Linked DNA regions of Homo sapiens: region 1 is linked to region 2. Evidence: chromatin contacts called from ENCODE Hi-C data. All regions are on one chromosome and are shown on one strand. Each heading gives the region's core, a stretch centred on a gene start or an enhancer-like site at or near the end of the contact. The rest is flanking DNA. Distances are from core to core; before and after follow the strand shown.

Region 1 (3,735 bases), core at 1,037-3,536, 120 kb after region 2:
CACTCCAGCCTGGGTGACAGAGCAAAACTCTGTCTCAAAAAGAAAAAAAAAAAGAAAAAGAAAGTCTAGCACAACTATTATGCATTGTACATGTACATAATACTTAAAAATGATAATAAACAACGTTACTGACTTATACATAATTTTCATCACTATTTTAGAGTACTCCTTTTACTTATTTAAAAAAAAAACTGTAAAACAGCCTCAGGAAGGTCCTTTAGGAGGTATTCCAGAAGAAGGCATTGTTATCGTAGGAGACAACAGCTTCACGCGTGTAACTGCCTCTGAAGACCTTCCAGTGGGACAAGATGTGGAAGTGGAAGACAGTGATATTGATGATCCTGACCCTGTGTAGGCCTAGGCTAATGTTTGCATTTGTGTCTTAGTTTTTAACAAAAAAGTTTAAAAAGTAAAAAAGAATTTAATAGAAAAAAGCTTATAGAGTAAAGATATAAAGAAAGAAAATATTTTTGTACAGCTGTACAATGTATTCGTGTTTTAAGCTAAACGTTATTACAAAAGAGTCAAAAAGTTAAAAAAATTAAAAAGTTTATAAAGTAAAAAAGTTTCAGTAAGCTAAGGGTAATTTATTATTGAAGAAAGAAAAAAATTTTAAATAAATTTAGTGTAGCCTAAGTGTCCAGTGTTTATAAAGTCTACGGTTGTGTACAGTAATGTCCTAGGCCTTCACATTCACTCACCACTCACTCACTCACTCACCCAGAACATCTTCCAGGCCTGCAAGCTCCAATCACGGTAAGTGCCCTATACAAGGGTACCCGTTTTAATGTTTTATACTGTATTTTTACTGTATCTTTTCTATGTTTAGATTCAAAAATGCTTACCATTGTGTTATAATTGCCTACAATATTGAGTACAGTAACATGCTGTACAGGTTTGTAGGGTAGGAGCAATAGGCTATACCTTATATCCTAGGTGTATAGTAGGCTATACCATCTAGGTTTGTGTAAGTACACTATGATGTTCACACAAGGACAAAGTCGCCAAATGATGCATTTCAGAAGGAATGTATCCCTACCATTAAGTGACGTATGACAATAGTTTCTTTTCCCCTCTTCCCTCCTCTTTGATGTTGAAGAATGGCTTGGCAGAGCCTGGAGGTCAGTCACATAATGAAATGGTTGACTCCTAACTCTAAGATGTGGATTTCTTTGGTACAGAGAGCTGTTCTTCAAAGTCTTAAATATACAAGAATCCCAGCTTGGGCTCCCAGAGATATTAGGTGTTTTTCTCACCTCCTTATTTCCCTCTTGTTCAATAGTATTCACTATTCCATTGTGAAGTCTCCCCCAGGTCATTTTTGGTTGATTCTGGGCATCTTTCTTGATCATCCCAGCTCTTCCCACTGGTTGGGATACACTAGGAGCTTTTCCAAAATTTGATCTTGGGCTCTGCTATACCGGCATGCTGCCTCAAACAGACAGTCCCTTGACTTACCATAAGTCAATTCCATTGTCCAGCTTCTTAAATAGAAATCATTTGGTCGTTTTAATATTTTGACTGCTCATTCCTGCATTTATATATAATTATGCTTAGACTGCCTTTTTCTACCATGTGCAAATTCAACATGAAAACACTTCTCTCTTTAGCTTTAGCCTCACTGGCTATGCTGAGCCAAAGCTTTTGTTTTCTGTCTAGCTTATCCACCACCCACTTCATTTGACCTTATAAACATGTTTAAATAGATTTCTCGGATAATGACCATTCTAGCTGGCAACTTCCCGTTTAGATATTATAGCAGGCACAGTGCAAATTAGAGGGCAGAGCAAAAGCACTAAGAATCATGAGACCCTGGATAAATATAGTAGACCCGCTCAGCCTCATAGGACAAGGCTGGGTTCTTACCCCAGTTTACCCACTGACTCAGGGGGTGACTCTGGGGAAGTCCGAGTAAAACAATCATTGGTTTCATCTACTGGTGACTCAGTCATGTTGATCTCGATAAATGGGGGCAAAAGAAGGAGTCCGCTGTCACGGAGACACCTCATTTCCATCCTGGATATTTCACTGTTCCCTGGGTTGGCCTCTGAGTTCACTGGGAGGAAAACAAAGATGCCCTTTGTGCACTATTGAAGGCAGGCTGGGGCAACTGGCCGTATCAGCAATGAGAGGAATCTTTTAAAGGTTAGCAGATGGGCAAATAGGAAGAGCTGTTCAACCTGATATTAAAAGGTTGCGTTTCAAAGGTGGCTTTGTTCAATTCGGTGTTATCTTGCTTTAATATTTTCCACTGCTCTGCGATTTTGCTAATAGACCGTTCCACCAGTGATGAGAGCATTCAGTGAGAGCCTGGTGTTCTGCTCAGTACCAAGTGCAGCACTTTCACATGCTTGATGCTCAATGAATGTTGAAGGAGAGAGTGAATGGATACAGAGCTGAATGAGTAGGTATGGTTACATTGTAAATGGCCTTGCTCACATTCTTTGACAGCAGCTTTCTTTGCTGACTTGATTTTCCAAATGTCAGAATTGTCAAATCTGAGCTTCTTCAAGTTTTCTTTCTTTTCCTGATTTCTAGAGTAAGGGTTGGTTTAGTAAGCATTTTCAGTGACTCTCTGATCATCTGATGGGTCTTTTAGATTCAGCTATTTGCAGGAGATCATATTTTTGTGACCTAGAAGGGAAATTTTTTTGGATAAATTTTCATGAGTCTTTATTAAATAAACTTAGCATATCCTCCTTCCTCATTCCATAGAAATAGATCTCCATACTTTCTGAGTTGGAATAAGGAAATGAAATAATATAATATATAAAGTTGTACAGTAATTTGATGAGCAACTAGATTAATTGTTCTTCAAAATGCAGAAAATAAACCAGTATACTAAAGGAAAAATGCAACTTGCAAAATAAATTACTGTATAAAAAAACTTAAACATTCATATTTTTCCCTTTGAGGGAGAAGAGGCAACTTCAGATGGGTGAATGACATCATTGTTGACTAGTTAATAAAATCATCTTATATAATATAGTTCTTATACACTTTTTTTGTTGTCCTGAATACCTTTACGTCCTGATAAAAATTGCTTGAGGCATGAGGAACAAGTGTTCGGTACTCTTTGAAGAGATGTGGTAACTAAGCATTGGGGGTTGGCCTTGTTGCCTAAGATCACACAGTTTGCAGCTGAACTGAAACTAGAAACCGGGGATGCTGGATCAGAGTCCAGTACTCTTTAGAATATTAGAAAGAAGGAAAGTCAGCTGGGTGCGGTGGCTCGCACCTGTAATCTCAGCTCTTTGGGAGGCTGAGGCAGGCAGATCACTTGAGGTCAGGAGTTTGAGACCAGTCTGGCCAACATGGTGAAACCCCGTCTCTACTAAAAATACAAAAATTAGCCAGGAGTGCTGGCACATGCCTGTAATCCCAGCTACTTGGGAGACTGAGGCAGGAGAATTGCTTGAACCTGGGAGGGGGAGGTTGCAGTGAGCCGAGATTGGGCCATAGCATTCCAGCCTGGGCGAAGAAGCGAGACTCCATCTCAAAAAAGAAAGAAAGAAAGAAAGTCAGATGCACAAAATATGAATGGAAGAAGAGCTAATAATAATGAAATGTTTTTGGTAGGGTTTACCTCAATGAAAAGCAAAATCACCTCCACTATTTTCTCCCAATTGAATGAAATGTTCTAAGTATCAATCTAGGAGTTCCATAAAAGCAAGGACTGTGCCTCCTTCAGATCTCCTGGATCTAACCCAATTTCTCATGTAGTAGGTCCTAAAC
Region 2 (3,512 bases), core at 21-2,520:
AATCTAATTGCATAGTAAAGGTCAGGTGCAGTGGCTCACACCTGTAGTCCCAGAACTTTGGGGGTCCGAGGTGGGCGGATCACTTGAGGCCAGGAGTTTGAGACCAGCCTGGTCAACATGGCAAAACCCCATCTCTACTAAAAATATTAAAAAATTACCCAGGCAGGGTGGCCCACGGCTGTAAGCCCAGCTACTCAGGTGGCTGAGACAGGAGAATTGCTGGAACCCAGGAGGTGCAGGTTGCAGTGAGCCGAGATTACACCACTGCACTCCAGCCTGGGCAACAGAGTGAGACTCTCTCTCTCTCTCTCTATATATATATATATAGATAGATAGATAGATAGATAGATAGATAGATAGATAGAAACATTTTTGTACTTTTACTGTATATATATATATATGTATATATATATAACAGAATGAGACTGTCTCTGTATATATATATATATAGAAACGTTTTTGTACTTTTACTGTATATATATACAGTACTTTTTGTAATATATATACAGTATATATATTCGTATCTATATACAGTATATATATTCGTATCTATATATATACAGTATATATATTCGTATCTATATATATACAGTATATATATTTGTATCTATATATATACAGTAAAAGTACAAAAACGTTTCTATCTATATATATAGAGTAAAAGTACGGAAACATTCACAGGATCTATACACACCAGCTTTAGGATAGCACTTCTTCATTTCCTTTAGGAATGAGAAAGAATTAGATGAGTTTCAGCTGGATCCATTTTATTTCTAAAGGAGAGAACTGAGCAAATGTGGTAAAATGTTAACATTTGTTAAATCTGAGTGGCGCATCCCTAGGTTTCTTTTATACTGCTTTCTGTATGTTTGGAACATTTTATAATTAAAATTTGTCTGTGTGATATATAATAAGGGTACACACGTGGAAGAGGTTAGCGGGCATCAAAACATAAAGAGCGACTATGTTGGAAAAGTATAGTGCAAACTTATTTTCTTTAAGTTTTTCTGTATTTTTTAAATCTATATAGTAAGTGTGATATAAGAAATAAAAGCAAGACACGTCTTTTTAGGAAGCATCAATGTTGTAGGCAAAGAGTGCTGCAGTGGAATATGGAATCTGCTTCTATGTGACACTGGTTGATTCGCGTAGGCACTTTGTAGCAGTAGATACTTTGCAGCAGTTTCCTCACCTGCACGGTGGTTTTATGGGCCGAATGCTCACTAAACTGACTTATTCTTCCCGGTAACCTGCATACAGACCTCCCAGGCCCTGGCGTGAAGGTGGCACTGTGACTAGCTCTTGCCGATGGAATGGGAGGAGTCAGTTAGAAGTAAGTATGCCTGCTCTGACGTTTCTCTCTGCCTTCTGTCTGCTGTGTGGATGAAGTCTGGGGCATCCTGAAACCCTTTGTTGAGATGGGGGAGCCACAGCAGGGGAGGACCTGGATCCCCACGTATCACCACAGGTGTGACAGAGGCCCAACCAGAAACGTACCCCTTGAATTTTGTGAGAGCAAGAAGTAAACGTTTGGGCTTGTTTGTTATAGCAGGTAGACTACTCTGACCAATACAGGCTCCATCTGTCAGATCCCTTCAAGTTCTGATACTCTATGAATGCCAGAGGCCCTTGGTTTAAAGCTGTCTCTCCATTCATTTATCTCTTGATGAAGTTCACTTGTCTCAGGGACAGACTTATCTAAACCAGAAATTTGGACATGTCCAAAAGAAATAAACTGCTGTAATAACAAGTGAGTTGAAAAGATAAAGGACAGTAGCCAGAAGACCAGGGGAAAATCCAGAACTGAGTAAGTCTGGGCTGTACATGGCTTGAGACTAAGGACAAGAACTTGAACATTTTTTGATCTCTTTATAACCCCCCAGTCTTATATATTGTAATCACTTAATCAATACCTGTTGGATAAATGAATACATGTGTAGGAAGCTGCTATCAGTGATAACCACATACCTTGAAAAGCCACTGCTGCATAATTTCTAGAATTATTAACCTTTTAGTTTTGTGAAGGGGGTAAGAGCACATGATCTGGACTCGGAGGGGTCAGGCAGGCTGGGTGAGAATCCTGGCTCTGCCTCTTCCTTAGCCTTTCCAAGCCTGTTTTCTTAGGCATAAAATAGGGATAAAAATGCTATAAAGCCCATAGTCATTTTGAGGATTAAAGGAGTTAGGTAATGCAGGTGAAGCACAGGCCTGCCCCACAGTTGAGTAACTTGGATTTATGACATAAATTCACGGTGATCCTAAGTTAAATCAAGATAAGACTCTTGCTGGGCGCAGTGGCTCATGCCTGTAAACCCAGCACTTTGGGAGACTGAGACAGAAGGATTGTCTGAAGCCAGGAGTTTGAGACCATCCTGGGCAACATAGCGAGACCCTGTCTGTACAAAAAAAAATGTAAAAATTAATCAGGCATTATGGTGTGTACCTGTAATCCCAGCTACTTGGGAGGCTGAGGTGGGAGAATCACTTGAGCTCAGGAGTTTGAGGCTGCAGTGAGCTATGATTGTGCCACTGCACTCCAGCCAGGGTAACAAAGCAAGACCTCTGTCTCTAAAACAAAACAAAAACAAAAACAAAAACAAAAACAAAAACAAAAACAAAAAATATGACTCTCTACCTCTCCTTACCTAGTTCTCCCATAGGCACTATCTAAGTCAGCACAGGTGTTGGCCTTGACAAGATTAGCATTGCATTGGTAGAATGCTCCAAAATGGCCTCATTAAAGCATCATTACATCATACTTGCTGAAGTAATCAATGATTCTCATGGAACAAGAGCACAGGAGGTGAGAGAGCACTGTTTCCTAATGCAGACGGCCTTCAGGATCACTTCCTGGCTGAATGACCTAGAGAAGGGGACGCGAGTACACCCGTTTCATTTTCTCATCTCTGAAGTCGGGGGAGAACACCTGCCAGCCGTGCCGTTTATTGTGGGGGTGAAACCAGTGTTCCTGAAGCTCATGGCCTGGCACAGAAGGGTGCTCCTGGGTGTCATTTCTCCCTCTTCATGTCACCTCTTTGAAACCCAGCCCTAGTTGAAGCTCAGATGATATTTCTCTAGTTTTTATACAGAACACTGTGGTTTTGGTAAAATTCACATTTTGGGAAGCATTCCCACCACCTCCCCGTCTCCAACCTCCATTTACTTGAAGGGAAATGGAATCTATCTGGTTTTGATTCATTTACACTCCACTTGTTAGCATTGGTTTGTAAGCATCAGCCAACATCCGAGTAACTCTTGGAACCTTGTTCTAAAGGCTGCATTTTCAAGTCTAGGAAGTTTATTTTTCTTTCTTCTTTTTAAAAAAATGCTAAAAGGAAACTGGACTTCAGTACTAGTTTGAGTTTGGGTTTATTTTCTGTGTATGACTGGCTTCCAACAAATTTGGTTAAAAAATACACTTTGCCATTGCAGGTTTTACAATTTCAGCTCAATTGAATTTACTCTTGAAAAAAGTTTTCATATTCTAACCCAAGGGAAAGCTTTTGTGTTCT

The links. A loop is a pair of places that touch in the nucleus more often than their neighbours do. Pooled maps may share reads with other maps.
Region 1: a map of Calu3 shows a loop between it and region 2 (3-fold over the local background). The contact joins the promoter of LINC02119 here to the promoter of LINC02107 in region 2. A Hi-C loop is called at or near these places in 1 of 168 maps with a recorded cell type or tissue (Calu3) and 1 of 50 pooled maps.

Annotation. Positions count from the first base shown.
Region 1 is chr5:38,146,194-38,149,928 of GRCh38, forward strand. It overlaps LINC02119 (long intergenic non-protein coding RNA 2119), which reads left to right and starts at 2,287. Exons shown (of 2, transcript NR_134272.1): 1 at 2,287-2,408. The region is part of intron 2 of LINC02107 (long intergenic non-protein coding RNA 2107); the gene reads left to right. RefSeq lists a silencer at 1,874-2,168.
Region 2 is chr5:38,024,427-38,027,938 of GRCh38, forward strand. It overlaps LINC02107 (long intergenic non-protein coding RNA 2107), which reads left to right and starts at 1,271. Exons shown (of 3, transcript NR_147009.1): 1 at 1,271-1,333.